Regions from separate parts of the Homo sapiens genome. Here region 2 is linked to region 1. The links are chromatin loops, found by intact Hi-C in ENCODE. Cell type or tissue: PC-3. All regions are shown on one strand.

Region 1 (8,000 bases):
AAGGGAGAACTAGACAGAGGACAAGGAAAGAGGACAAGTTATTCACTCTAACTTTTTATACTGGTCAGTTTTTAATGAATGCTTTCTCTATTCAAAAAAATAAAATATAGACCAGGTGCAGTGGCTCATGCCTATAATCTCAGTGCTTTGGGATTCTGAGATGGGAGAATTGCTTTAGCTCAGGAGTTCAAGGTTACAGTCATCATGCCACCGCACTTCAGCCTGGGTGACAGAACAAGACGCTGTCTCTAATAAAAAAATTAATAAACTGGCTGTGTTTGGTGGCTCATGCCTGTAATCCCAGATCTTTGGGAGGCCAAGGCAGGGGGACTGCTTGAAGCCAGAGTTCAAGATCACCCTGGACTATAAAGCAAGACCCTATCTCTACAAAAATAGTAAAATTAGCTGAGTGTGGTGGCATATGCTTGTATTCCCAGCTACTCTGAAGGTTGGGGCAAGAGGATTGCTTGAGCCTAGAAGATCAAGGCAGTGAGCCATGATCACACCATTGCACTCTACCTTGGGTGACACAGCAAGACCTTGCCTAAAATTAATTAATATAGTATAATGTAATAATTGATTCACAAATAAAAATGCCATTGATACAGACCTTAGAAACTGGAACCTTGCAGAAATAGGAAGTATCTAGGGTGGGGTAAGTGACAGACTTCTCTGACAGACCCCTGCTTTACGCACTGAGTGCTCACAGAGTCGGGGTAAGGGGTTGGGGAGCAGCCAAAGGTCCTCACAGTTTGCCTCGCTTGGTGGTGGAGTCACTGCCTCACAAGCCAGGGCAAGGGCTATCAGTACTTCAGTATACTCAGTGGTACTGTGCCCAAGGTAGAGCTTTGTCCACAAACTGGGGGCTGGGCAGAATAAGAGAGCTCTCACATCCATACTGCTCTTGCCCAGAACTTAGCCTTAGTAGTAGGTAGCTGAGTGCAGGATGATATAATCTGAAGTCTGGTTTCTCCTGAGAAGAAAACCTTTCAACTGGGAGCTGGCAGAGAAGGAATCCCGAGTTCTTCTTCACTGCAGCCATCTGGAATGGAATGTACCCCTTGCTGAGCTAGTAGTGGGGAAGGAGGAAATGCTCTTGGTTTAAATACCACAGATTTTGCCTTTCTCAATGAATTTTTTGAGATTTTATTGAGTAGATGTTTTTTCATTTATTATTTGCCCTTGGCACGATTTCTGGACCCTTTCAATGGTGGTTTTATAATTTTTACCAGCTTCACTGGGTTAGGGGGCCAGCAGAGCCGATGCCGCCGTGCCAGATATCAATATTTGGAATGGCTTTAAGTACATTGGAATTACTTTCTTTTTAAGAGACTGTAGAATTCTCCAATGCAACTATCTGAGCCTGCTACTTTTTGGCAAAGGGGTACAGCTCCTGAAATTTTTATCTGTGGAAATTTGTCTATTTACATTTTTTCTCTTTTCTGGGGTCAATATTGATAAGTAATAACTTCCTAGAAAATTACCTATTTGATCCAGATTTTAAACTTATTTGCATATAATTGAGCAAAGTCATTTTAAGATTATCTTAATTTTTTCTCTGTGTGCTTATTTCTTTAGAAGCTCCTTTTTATATGTGCTTTAAGAATTACTTAATTGTGGTCGGGTCTGGTGGCTCACACCTGTAATCCCTTTGGGAGGCCAAGGCTGGTGGGTCCCTTGAGGTCAGGAGTTCAAAACCAGCCTGGCCAACATGGTGAAACCCTGTCTCTGCTAAAAATACAAAAAAATTAGCCGGGCATGATGACAGGCCCCTGTAATCCCACCTACTCGGGAGGCTGAGGCAGGAGAATCACTTAAACCCAGGAGGTGGAGGTTGCAGTGAGCTGAGATTGCACCACTGTACTCCAGCCTGGAGACAGAGTGAGACTCCATCTCAAAATAATAATAATAATAAAATAATAATAACTGTAATTCACTAATGAAATAAATACTAGAAATTATTCCCCCCACAAACCTCAGTGCTTAAGATTTATTATAATCAGAATCTTAAAATTTCCATAATAATTACTGAATTTTTACTGTTCATTATGAACTTTACAGTTGTGATTTATTTAATCTTAACAACAGCCTTATGAGGTATATACTAATAGAATCATTATTTTATGGATGAGGAGACTGAGTCACAGAGATTATGTAGCCTGTCTAATTATATACTTAGATGTCATAATTTTAACAACTTTGTTGGCTACAAGAAATTTAAAATTATGTAAGGCTATTAAATAAATAGATCTGTTTGCTTCCTAATGTCTTAACCTAAATCACCATCTCAAAAAGTAATATAATTCTTAGTTGTCTATAACAACATATTTTAACTCATGAATTATTTCAGTGAAGATAGTAGTGGGGAAAGAGTGTTACCAAAAATTTCCTTCCTTAGCTACCAATTTAAATTTATAGTTGGCATAGGAAATTTTATTTTAACCCTTTTCTCATTTACCCCGAGAATACTTGCTGGTGGTGCTTGCAGCTGTAGCATTTACCCCAAGATAACTTTGCCAGGAAATATCTTGCTTTGATTATTATTTTTGCATTGCTCTAGTATATTGACTTTGGAAACAAAAGACATTATTCTATTTATAGCATTCTGTTTTTAGTAGTGGTATTTCCGTTTACAAAATATAGTAATTCTCAATTGCTGAAAATGTCAAATCCTAGAAGCTAGCATTCCTATGTGTGATGTTAACATAGTTCTCAAAAACAGTTTTTATATTTTATTTTCACATTGAAAATCACTCAGATTTGTTTCAGCCTCAAAGAGCATGTTTATATAAAATTAAATGAATGCAGGCAGCAAGCTACACTTTTTTTTTTTCTAAATGGGAAAAGGGTTAAAAGAATGTTTACATTTGGAAAGTCAATGTAACAATTATGGCATTATAAAGAAAAATTTAGAAAATGTAAAAAAAAAAAAAACCATAAATCACCACCCTAGCACTTTAGTTTTATTTTTGCCTATCACCTTCAAGTTCTTGTCCACACACATTTTTTTGTGTAGGTAGAATAATAATGTATCTTTTTTTGTATCCTGTATTTGACAAAGTGAGCTATTAAAAATTATTTTAAAAGAAGGCAGTTAAAAAATTCAAACAAAAAATGTTCTTTGTCTTTATAATTTTCAACAGCTTTTATGTAAGTTTAAGGAGTTGTGTGAATATTTTGGCGAAGTTGGGGATACATAAAAGCACATTACCTTTTGTTTCTGACCTCTTATGCTAGTCCTTTCATCCTAAGTATTTGTATGGAAAGGATTATTTGCCTGTAAAGTCAAGTCCAGTGGATAATTTGGTTTGAAAGCTCTTGTATAACACAATCATAGACAAAAGATTTGTTTTTCTTTATGAAGTTTGTTAATGCAATGTTTTAGTTGCATTTCTGAAATGAGAAATAAACTAAGAAAGATAGGAATTTGAGGAATAAAAGTTTAGAGTTTCATCAGTATTAAAAAAAACTTCTCTTTAGACAAGACTGAGTAAATGTGTGTGACTACTGCCCTCTTGGGTTGGTATAAGGGACATGTATTTAAAAATAATTTGTGCTGAGATTTATCTTTCTTCTTTCAAAGGTGTTAAAATCATCACACAACAGGTTCAACCAAGTAAAATCTTACCCAAACCAGTGACAGCAACTCTACCCACCAGTAGCAATTCCCCTATTATGGTGGTTAGCAGTAATGGTGCAATTATGACAACTAAACTGGTAACCACTCCTACTGGTAAGTTCTCTTGAGCATCAGTTCATTTATTCATCATACATTCATCAAACAGTTTCTCTGTACCAGCAATATGCTTGACACTTGGGATATAGAGATTAATGGGACAGTTTTTCAAAGAGGCCTTTCTTGATTCTCACACCCCTACTGACTGCCCTGACGTTAACTTTCTTTTGTTATTCTTTCTAATGATCCTTTGTTCTTTTCCTTTATAGCACTTCCCATAATTTCTTAGGTATCTAGTTGTATATTGATTTGTTTGATATTGTTCCTTTTATTGGACCATAAGCTCTGTGAGCGTAAGGGACCATATCCTTTTTATTTACCACATATATAGAGCTAGTCTGTAAGTAGGTGCTCAGTCAGGATTTGCTGAATGAATTAAAACAGTCCCAACCCACAAGGATTTCACTCTGATGAAGTTGAGAAGAGTATATGTTACATTACAGTTTAGTAAGCGTTACTGAGACTGAGGGAAGCACAGAATGGTATTGTGCCCTGATAGGCAAGCAACCAGCATATGCTGGAGGAAGTGACAGTGTTGAACATTTTGGATAGTAACACTATCTAAAATGTGACCTTGAGCAGATTACTTAATCTCTCTAAATGTTTTTCTTTGTTTATTTGTTTTTGTTTTTTTCCTTGTTTATTTAAATGGGATAATAATACCTATGCCATAACGTTATTATAAGTACTAAATGAAATCAGGTATGTAGAAAGTCCCCGGCATAGTGCTCAATAGTTGTCACTATTAATATTATAATTAGCCATTACCGTTATTTTAAATGTATGACTCTTTAACCAAACTTTTTGAGGATGGCTAGTATTTAGATGACAGAATTTAAATAGTGTAAAATGATACCTGTCTCAAGCTTATAAGCTGTCATTTATTGGCCAGTGTGTAAAGGTCATTACAGACATTGCACTTCATATCCTTTAGGCTTTATTATCTCCATTTTCAGCAACTTCCCCAAGGTCATGTAGCCAAAAAGAGGCAGAACTGGGGATTGAACCAGTTTGACTCCAAAACCTGTGCTTTCTTTTGTTTTTTAAATTGCAGTAAAATATATATAACATGAAATTTACCATTTTCAAATATATAGTTCATTGGCCTTAAGTACATTCACATTGTTGTATAACCATCAACACCATCTATCTCCAAAACGTTTTCATCTTCCGAAACTGAAACTCTGTGTTCATTCAACAATAATGCTTCATTTCCCCACTTTCTGAAGTCCCTGGCATCACCATTCTACCTTCTGTCTCTATGCAAAGCCTGTGCTTTTAAACACTATTATTCTTTAGTATTTTTATCATACTTCCCCTAAACTTTTCTAAATAGATAACAGTGTTATGCATATATGATTCTTCATGTTATGGAAAAGTAGTGAAGAATAATATTTTGTCTATTTATGTGTCTGTGTTATAATAAGTGTTTCTTTTTTTAACAAAAACTTAATTTGAAATTTTTCCAGATGTAATTTGCCAAATTCAAACTATGTATCCATATAGCATATTTACTTTGCACTAGTTTTGTGGGTTTTTTTTTTTTTTCATTCAGATGTATGCTTATAACCAATATAAACTAATTCTACTTATTGTTCCTCCCGTTCTCCCTTTTTGGGTAATGGTTGTATTTTTCAAAGGTGAATAACTTGGTAAAAGCATTTTTTTGGGGGGGGGGAGGAGGCGAGTATTGAAAATGGCTATCAAAGTGGTCCGTGAATTTGATTATCATGAAAGATTTCTTCAAGTGAAGATGATGTTATCTTAGTCATTTTTTTTTCATTCTCCCTAAGGCTATTGATGCTTAATTTAGGAATAGCCTTTCTGAGTTACTGGATTTGTAAGAAACTACAACAGACTCATGTAGTTAGCTTTTAATTCCTGTTTGGAGAAAAGAAAAAAGTGTTAGAAATAGTGGGGAAGGGTATAAAATCTTTTGAGACACATGAAGAAAAATAGTCTAACAGGTCTAAAGTTGAGGAAATAGGTAAATAGAGAAAATTTTAGGCTAAAGAGAAATATTCCTGGCAACTCTAGGCAGCTTTAACTTTAATCTTTACTAAAATGATAGAATAACCAACCCTTTAAAGGTGGACGTATATTTAGAGGGTAGCAGAGTACAAAGCAATGAAAGTTTGTAAAACTTTAGGCAAACAATACTGCCTTATTTGCTCAATGCCAACATTGGGTTTGGCACTAAGACAGCATAAAACAGATGCAGAGACCTTAAAATCTATGACAGAAATATCTAAAATACTCTGGCAGGAAAGATGATTAAATTTGTTTCTTTTGGCATAAAACTAGTAGAAGAAGGGTAGTGGAAGAAGGGAACAGAGTTAACTCTACTTTTTCTTGGGTTAGTAATTTGATGCAACACATCACAAAATTTTATGTGTAAAATTAATTTAAATTGACTTGGCTGTAGTACTTGCTATATGTGTTGAAAACTGGCTGTAAAATTATAAATTAATGTCTTGACACCTTGAAATTCCATTTTCAAGTTATAGCAATGTAGATTATATGGAATTACAGTTAAACTGTATTAATTATCATTCTTCTGTAAGCAATGACAAGTTTTTCTTTTGGCTTTTCCCTTTCTGTAGGCACACAAGCAACCTATACCCGGCCAACAGTGAGCCCATCCATTGGTCGGATGGCTGCAACCCCTGGAGCTGCAACCTATGTGAAAACTACGAGTGGTAGCATCATTACAGTAGTACCCAAATCATTAGCTACCTTGGGGGGCAAGATAATTAGCAGTAATATAGTTTCTGGTAGGTATATCTGAAATATGTTAAAGGTATAGGTGGCCTTCATTGAGAGGAAAAAAAAAACTTACTTCATTGAAGGATTATATTTGATCTCAATTTTTTGCTTAGAAATCTAAAGCTTTGTTTTAGTCCTTATGTTTCATGATTAAATAAAGTTTTTAGTTTTAATATTCAATATTCACATATAAAGCTTTTGATAGTTTTAAAATGGAAAGAACCTTTAGTTGCTTTTAGTCAGAGTGGAAAGATTATAGTTTAAATTTGCATAGAGATTTTTCATTTGCAAAGTATCCTTCTATTTGTCAACCTATTCAGACCCCATAACAACTCTGAGGTGGTTGCTATTGTGCTGAATTTACAAATGAAGATAGATTTGGCTTTAGAGAGATCAAATTGACCTGTCCAAGACCAATTAGAGTTAGAAAGTGGAAGAACTCTTATTTGTTCTGAATATGTTTTAGGGAACATATCTCATAATTTCAATTACTGATGTCACTTTAGTTTATTAAAAATAAAAATATTTGAATACTTTATTTGCCTTTTGCCATTTATATTAACTTTGCTTTTCAGAAATATTTTACTTTAATAGTGAAAGCCAACCATCTGCCTATTTATTGGTATATTGAAACCATACCTGGTTTTTATTGGCTCATTAATCTCTGCAGTTCTTGGGTTGTGGACCCTAATGTGGAATGTTAAAATGGCATCTGTTTTCATCGATTATTATTTTTAATTAAAATGATGTAAATAATCCCAGATTAAGCAAGACTGTAGACTTTAATTATCTACCATTTTTGTAGACAAGTCATATTTTGTATGCCCCAGGTGAGTTGTTCTAACATTTTAAAGTCAAGGGATTGAAGTTCCTGGCAGTAATTTGATGTTGCTGATAACTCAGGGAGTGAAAAAAAAAGCAAAGCAGAGCATGATATTGGCATAAAGTGTTATATTTAAAGATGTTAATTTTGGCTCTACTTTTAAGTGTAAGTGAGAAAATCCGATGTTTGCCAGACTGAGGAGGGTGAAACCAGTAGGGAAAGAATCATTGTACTCCAGCTTTTAAGAGGATACTTTAAATAACACAGTTAAAACTTAAATTGTAATTTATTACTTGACAATATCTTTACATAGTATAAAGCACTTACTCAGTTAAACATTTGTCAAAAAGGGATCTTATATTTCATTGGTAGGTAGTTTTTTATGACCTTAAGGATTTTTCTTTACTTATACATGAATTTATAGTTTCATATAGCTTGAAGGAATGTTTGGATGTCATGAGTCCTCTATTTTCAGACCTAATGCATAATGTAGCTGCTTTGTACCTGGTTAGAGCAATACAAGCAAGCACATTTTCCTAAAAGCAGAGATGTCATTTGAAATTTATATATCTTATACATGTATAATGTGTTATCCATCTTTGTATTGAATTATAAAACCATTCATGTTAGTTGCTACTTCAAGTGCATGAGTGTACATGAGTAGAGACTTTTCCA
Region 2 (8,000 bases), 140 kb before region 1:
AGTCCTTTCCAAAGATGGGTACTATTAATATCCCCCTTGTGCAGATGAAGGCACAGAAATATTAAGTAACTTGCTAAAGTCACAACTAGATCTTTCCTCAAATTTCTTTTCTTTTCTTTTTTTTTTTTGAGACAGAGTTTTGCTCTTGTTGCCCAGGTTGGAGTGCAATGCCATGATCTTGGCTCACTGCAACCTCTGCTTCCCGGGTTCAAGCGATTCTCCTGTCTCAGCCTCCCAAGTAGCTAGGATTACAGGCATGCGTTACCACGCCTGGCTAATTTTGTATTTTTAGTAGAGACTGGGTTTCTCCATGTTGGTCAGGCTGGTCTCGAACTCCCGACCTCAGGTGATCTGCCCGCCTCGGCCTCCCAAAGTGCTGGGATTACAGGCGTGAGCCACCGCGCCCGGCCCATTCCTCAAATTTCTAAGAATAAAAGTTCTGCCGTGGATAAACAGTATCACAAATTATTTTTTTGAGATGGTGTCTTGCTCTTTAGCCCAGGGTGGAGTGCAGTGGTGTGATCTCAGCTCACTGCAACCTCTGCCTCCCAGGTTCAAGCAATTCTCCTGCCTCAGCCACCCAAGGAGCTGAGATTATAGGCGTGCACCACGACACTCAGCTAAGTTTTGTATTTATAGTACAGATGGGGTTTCAGCACGTTGGCTAGCTTGGTCTCGAACTCCAGATCGCAGGTGATCTGCCCACCTTGGCCTCCCAAAGTGCTAGGATTACAGGCGCGAGCCACTGCGCCCGGCCCAACATATTCCTTTATAATTAAATCACAGTATTTTTTTTTTATGTTTTAACACTATTGTCCACCTCCCCCCAACATACATGCCCCTGACACTTAATTCTCTCTACTCTAAAAATGTCAAATCAAGGTAAAATGCTATGATTTTTAAAAAACTACACCTAAATTGTACAGCATTTCATTTGACCAACAAGTATTACTGCTCACAGTAACGATGCCTAAGATGTTCACAATTTAATCACACTTTTACACAGTTGTACATTATGATTATAAACATTTCATGTTTCAAAATCCAAATATTAAGTATAAAAACGATCTCACTATAAAATAATTTGCCATACTGCTACAGTTGTTTGTTTTTTAAATTCTTAAATCTCTGGAGACCTTCCACACAGAGCAATACTGTACATATTACCTCCGAACTAAGTTGAAACAGCTTTCTGATATCAACAGCAACTCTTATTCAGACAATCAAGAACAGAATGGGCATCAGGCAGAGAGCCTAATCAAATACACCTGACTTTCTATATGAACTACTTAAGAATAAATCTAGTGAAAGAAGTGCAAGACCTCTAATAATCTTTTTAAAGCAAACTTAAATAAATACACAAGTTTATGAACTGGCACACTAAATTCCAAAGATGTCAATTCTCCCCAAACCCATTTACTAATTCAATATAATCACAAGCCCAGTAAGTTTGTGAGAGAGAGCAAGAGAAAGAAATGACAAATTATTCTAAAACTTTTTATACACAACATTAAAGAACCAGGGATAACCAAGATAATCTTGAGAGAGAGAGAGGAAAAAGGAGGTTGAAAGAATTACACTACCAGATATTAAGACTTACTGTAAAGCTTATTAAGACAAGTACTGGCAGAAGGACAGAACAGTGAAACAAAATAGAGCACTGCAGATACTTAAAGGTAGCTCTGAACAGCAGCAAATATGGATTTTTCTTTTCCAATAAATAGGGCCGAGTCAGCTGAATATCTACATGAAAAAAATAAATCTTAACTCCTACTTGTACACCATACACAAAAATAAGTTCCAAGTGATTGGAGATCTAAATATGAAAGGTAAAACAATAAAGCCACTAAAAGATAACACAGGAGATTATCTTCATGACCTTGGAATAAAGATCTCTTAAGGCAACAGCACAAATGCTAGAGGAAAAGATATATAAATTAGGCTACTTTAAAGTTAATAACTTTTCTTCATTAAAAGAAGCCATTTAAGAGTGAAATGGCAGACCACAAAATGTCAGATATTTGCAATACATATATCTAACAATGGACTCACATTCAAAATATATATGAAGAACTCCTACAAATAAATAACCCAACATAAAAATAGGCAAGGGGCCTTGAACAGGCACTTTATAATAAAAAGGTTATAAAAATGGCAATACATAGATGAAAAAAAAATGCTCGATCTCATTTGCCATCAGGGAAATGCTAATTAAAGCCAAAACAAATTACTACATACCCACAAGAATGACTACAATGTAAAAGAGGTAATACCAAATATTGGGGAGAAGGTGAAGTAACTTTGCCCATCAACAGCAGGATGGATAAATTGTGGTATATTCATTCAATGGAATACTACTTGGCTATGAAATGAACAAACTATCTACAATCTCACAAACGTAATGTTAAGCAGAAGAAGCCAGGAGTACATACTACATGATTCCTTTGATATGAAATTCTAGAACAGGCAAAACTCATTCATAGTGATTGTTCAGAAAAAGAGTTAACACAGCAGACCTCAGGCTGCTGTCCTTAGAAAGGCCTGTTTGTTAAGGACCTTGGGCTGGTATCCGGGAACTTGGTTGGTAAACAGTTCCATACACAGAAATAAAATTTTTCCTAACTGATAATGCAGCTCAATGTGCCTAGACTGCTTGTGCAAACAAGCACACCTGCTGAACACCTGCCATCCCTTCTGGGAATTTGGAATTTTATTATATGCCAGGCAGAGGCTGCCTATGTGATCAGGACCCAGTAAAAACCTCGGACACTACGTCTCTAACGGTCTTCTCTCCACAGAAACACGGCACGTGTTGCCACATTTCCACCACTGGGGAAAAACGGGCTCTGGGTGACCCCCTCATGGGAAAGACGGAGCATAGGGAAGCCTATACATGGATTCCTTCAGACTGTGCCTGTCTTTTTCCCTCATGATCCAGATGTGTATCCTTACTACAATGCAATAAATCTTCACTGTGAGTACAACCATATACTGAGTCCTGCAAGCCCTTCTAGTGAATCTTTAAATATGGGGTGGTCTGGCTCCGCCTCAACACAGTGATGGAATAGCAGATACATTTGGGGAGGGTAACAACTGGGAGTGGGCACAAAAGAGGCTACTGAGGTGCTGCTAATGTTCTATATCTCAAACAATAATAAAGCTTCCATTCATTCTCCCTCTTCCCCCCAAAACCTAACTAATCCAAGGTATGTGAAGTCACAGTGGCTACCACTGGGGAGAATGGGATAATGGCTGGGAGAACCATGAAGCAGAGGAAGTTTGGGACGCTAGTGATACTCTATTTTTTAAAAATCCCGGTGAAATTTTCATGGATATGTTACTCTGAAAATCCAACATGATGTACAGTTATCATTTGTGATCTTCTGTGCATATGTTTTTTGGGGTTTTTTTTTGAGAGAGAGGATCTCACTCTGTTGCACAGGCTGGAGTGCAGTGGTGCAATCTCGGCTCACTGCAGCCTCCATCTCCTGGGTTCAAGCGATTCTCCCACCTCAGTCTCCCATGTAGCTGGGACTACAGGCACACGCCACCATGCCTGGCTAACTTTTTGTATTTTTTGTAGAGACGGGGTTTCACCATGTTCCCCAGGTTAGTCTGAAACGCCTGGGTGAAGTGATCGTCCTGCCTCGGCCTCCCAAGGTGCTAGGATTACAGGCATGAGCCACCGCACGTAGCTCTTCTATGTATACGTTTTTACATGAATAAAATTATAAAAATTATATATGACCGGGAGGCTGAGGTAGGAGAATCACTTGAATCCGGGAGGTGGAGGTTGCAGTAGGCCAAGATCGCACCACTGCACTCCAGCCTGGCAAGAGAGCGAGACTCCGTCTCAAAAAAAAAGAAAAAAAAAAAAAATATATATATATATGACCACAATAAGTGTTTTCACATGTGTATTCATATGTGTATTATGAATATGTATATATATTTATATACATACATACCCACTTACATACTCGTCTCAAATTTTTACCAATGCCTCCCCTTTCCCAGCTCTCCCTGTCATTGTTCTGTTCCCTGTACTCCAGATTTTGTAGACTTTTCCCTTAGCACAGTGGAATGACTCCCCAAATCCATCTGCTTCTCTCCATCAATAACACCCTGGTCCAAGCTACCATAATTTTTTACCTGGTCTACTAGTATCTCTTCCAAACTGGTCATCTGCCCTTCTCTAACCCCTTCTCCGTGCTGCAGAGCATTTTTTAAAGCCAATTTGAGAATGTCTCTCCCATGCTTAAGCTTTTAGTGGCTTCTCATTACTCTCAGGATAAACAACTGTGTTCACTTCTATCCTGGGGCCTTCCCTGCGCTGTTTACTCAGCCTACTACACTCTTCTTGCTGCTTTTTATACACTTCCTATGCACAGTTAACTATGACTCAGCCTTCAGATCTTAGCGCAAATGTCATTTCTTGAGGGAAAGTTTTCCTGACTCACATGTGTACATATATGTGGGTGTATGTGTATGAATATGTATGCACACAGAAAACTCCAGGCATTTAAGACTTTCCACCTCTCCATGTATAATATCTCAACTCCCTACATTTATCTTACTATATTATTCCCACAGTGTAAACATGCCCTAATGTCTCCCATCTTTAAAACTCTCTTAATCCTGATCCTCTTTATAGCAAAACTTGTTAAAGCATCCATTTGGACTGCATCCACTTATCTTGTTGTACTGTCTCCTTAATCAATGCCAAGGAGGCTCCTACTCTATCCCTTTTCCACTGAAACTGCTCAAGAAAATTACTAACGACCCTATCCTGCCAAATCCAACGGTCACTTTCCTGTACAGATTTTATTTCATTTTTAACTTTTCTTTTTTTTTTTTTTTTTTTTTGGTGGAGTCTTGCTCTTGTCGCTCAGGCTGGAGTGCAGTGGCACAATCTTGGCTCCCTGCAACCTCTGCCTCCTGGGTTCAAGCTACTCTACTGCCTCAGCCTCCTGAGTAGCTGGGATTACAGGCACCCCCCACCATGCCCGGTTAATTTTTGTACTTTTAGTAGAGATGGGGTTTCGCTATGTTGGCCAGGCTGGTCTCGAACCCCTGACCAGGTGATCCACCCGCCTCGGCCTCCCAAAGTGCTGGGATTACAGGCGTGAGCCATCGTGCCTGGCCTATCTTTTATTTCATTTTTAAAGTAATGAGAAGAGGTGTCATTATGTTGCCCAGGTGGGTCTCAAACTCCCGGGCTCAAGCGATCCTCCCGCCTAAACCTCACAAAGTGCTGGGATTACAGGCGTGAGCCACTGCGTGCAGCCACTTTCTGTACACACCTTAAACACCTTCAGCACTAGTCAACCATCACTGATTACTTCTTTGTTTTGTTTTTGATGTTTTTCCCTCATTGGTTTCTTACTAATGCAGCATTTCTAAAAGTGTATTCCAAGGAATCCTGTTCAAAGAATTGCTTCTAAAAAAAAAAAAGAGAGAGAGAGACAGGGCCTCAATCTGTCGCCCAGGCTGTAGCACACTGGTGCAATCATAGCTCATTCTAAGTTCAAACTCCTGGGTTTAAGCCATCCTCCTGCCTCAGCCTCTCAAAGTGCTGGGATTACAGGCCTGAGTGACTATGCCCAGTCAGAACTGTTACATTTAAAAAAAAAAAAAAAAAAGGGACCGGGCATGGTGGCTCATAATACCAGCACTTTGAGAGGCCAAGGCAAGAGGATCACTTGAGGCTAGGAGTTCAAGACCAGCCTGGACAATATAGGGAGACCTTGTCTCTATAAAAAATTAAAAAATTAGTCAAGTGTGGTGGCGTGCGCCTATGGTCCCCAGCTACTTGGGAGGCAGAGATGGGAGGATTGTTTGAGCCTGGGAGATGGAGACTGCAGTGAGCAATGATTGTGCTCCTGCACTCCAGCCTGGGTGACAGAATAAGAACCTGTCTCCAAAAAAAAAACAGGGTTCCACGGTCAAAAAAGTTCGGGTAATACCTATTTTATCCTGTCCTACCTGCTCTTAAGGTTTTAGACATTTCTGCAGGGCCTTTAAAAAAGTTAGCTAACCTCTCTGTACCTACTTTGGTCATCTGTAAAGCAAGGACTACCTCAAAATTTACTGCAAGGGTAACATGAAATAATGTATATATAACAGAGAAGTATATAACAGAGCAGTGCCTGTCACAAAGAATACACTACGTAAGTACTGTTCCAGCCTGGGCAACATGGCGAAACCCTGTCTCTACAAAAAATATAAAAATTAGCCAGGCATGGTGGTATGTACCTGCAGTCCCAGCTACTTGGGAGGATAAGGCAGGAGAATTACTTGAGCGCAGGAGGCAGAGGTTGCAATGACTGGAGATCGTGTCATTGCACTTTAGCCTGGGTGACAGTGAGACACTGTCTCAAAAAAAAAAAAAAAAGGAAAAAGAAGTACTATTATTACAACTCACCCCATTGTTTGGAAGATTAAATGAGTTGATATGAAAGTACTTCAGGCTGGGCGTGGTGTCTCACATCTGCAATCCTAAGACTTTGGGAGGCTGAACAAGGGGGGAATGCTTCAGCTCAGGAGTCCAAGACCAGCCTGGGCAACATGGTGAGACCCTGTCTCTAAAAAAAATTTTTTTCAAAAATTAGCCGGGGGTTGTGATGGGCACCTATAGTCCCAGGTATTTGGGTGGCTGAGGCTGGAAGATTGCTTGAGCCCAGGTGGTTGAGGCTGCAGTGAGCCATGCTCCTGCCACTGCACTCCAGCCTGAGTGACAGAGTAAGACCCCTCAAAAAAAAAAAAAGTTTGAAATTTGCTGCTCACATTTTAGAGCAGCAATTCTCAAACTTCATAGTCCCAGGATTCCTTTGCACTATTACATTATTGAGGACTCCAAAGATCTTTTATGTGGATTTTACCTAACAACATTTATCAGAAAAATTTTAAAAATATTTATTAATTCATTAAAATACCAACCTTATGTTAACACAAATAACGTTTTAATAAAAAATTGCATTTTCCAAAACAAAAATATTTAGTGAGAAAAATGACACTTCTTCATTTTTGCAAATCTCTTTAACGTCCAGCTTAACAGAAGACAGCTAGATTCTCACATCTGCTTCTGTATTTAATCTATTGCTATATGTTGTTTTGGTTGAAATATATGAAGAAAATCTAGCCTCATAACGATATGCAGTTAAAAAGGTTATTACAATACTCCTCTTTTTTCCATATAATTGTGAATTCTCCACAAGTGGTAGTTTCTTCAAGATTAGTTGAAATGTGACATCTGAGACCAGACCAATGAGCTTTTTCATGCCCTAGTACATAAAAAATCCCATAGTCTATCTTGCACTTTTATCCATGTATGTCTCTGTAAAACCATAAATTGGTCATTTGGAAAATATTAGTTCAGTGAGTTATACATACCATATAAATGTTAATGCAATTCATTATACAAAAAAAAAAAAAAACACATCAGTATCATCAGTGATCTCACCAGAAAAGTCTTTAAGTATTAGAGAGCTGTCAAGCTCACAGTGGCACATAAATTTTCCAAAATTCTAATTTTCAACTTGAATGCTCAAATTATCAGTTGTTCTCCTTGAAGTGGCAGGCTTGTTTATTTCTGAGAAAATGTCTACTGAACACTCAGATCTGAATAATATTTAGAAAATTCTAGAAAACACAACACAAAATTTATCAAAGCAATGATGCCATCATGTTATGTAGCAACCCAAAAATTCCACTGTCCACTCCTGAGAGACCAAATATGAAAAATGCAAATAATATCAGTGTTATTATGAAAATAGTTCTGACATTGTGGACTCCCTGAAAGGATCTTGGGGATTGCTATGGTCTGAATGTCTGCATCCCCTCAAAATTCATATTGAAACAATCCCCAGTGCAGTGGTGTTGGGAGGTGGGGCATCTGGGAGATGACTTAGGTCATGACGGGGAAGCCTTATTTGCCCCTTCCGCCATGTGAGAACACAACAAGAAGGCACCATCTAAGAAGCCAAGAGTGAGCCCTCACC

The links. Hi-C counts contacts between places; a loop is a spot of excess contacts. Peaks named below come from ENCODE experiments on the same cell type or tissue, not always from the same donor. Only the 100,000 strongest peaks of a DNase experiment are listed, where the experiment ranks them.
Region 2: it touches region 1 in a loop (2.7-fold over the local background); 8 of 110 quality-filtered maps call a loop at or near these places.

The regions. Positions count from the first base shown.
Region 1 is chr11:76,509,803-76,517,802 of GRCh38, forward strand. EMSY (EMSY transcriptional repressor, BRCA2 interacting) reads left to right here. Exons shown (of 22, transcript NM_001300942.2): 11 at 3,584-3,733; 12 at 6,340-6,510. Among named protein-coding and RNA genes, the nearest start is that of EMSY, 69 kb to the left of the region's middle. In PC-3, a CTCF peak has its summit at 3,514; no DNase peak of the experiment used is centred here.
Region 2 is chr11:76,366,966-76,374,965 of GRCh38, forward strand. All of the region lies in intron 1 of THAP12 (THAP domain containing 12), which reads right to left. Among named protein-coding and RNA genes, the nearest start is that of THAP12, 10 kb to the right of the region's middle. RefSeq lists a silencer at 4,368-4,477. In PC-3, no CTCF peak of the experiment used is centred here; a DNase peak (open chromatin) is centred at 4,396; H3K27ac peaks cover 712 bases.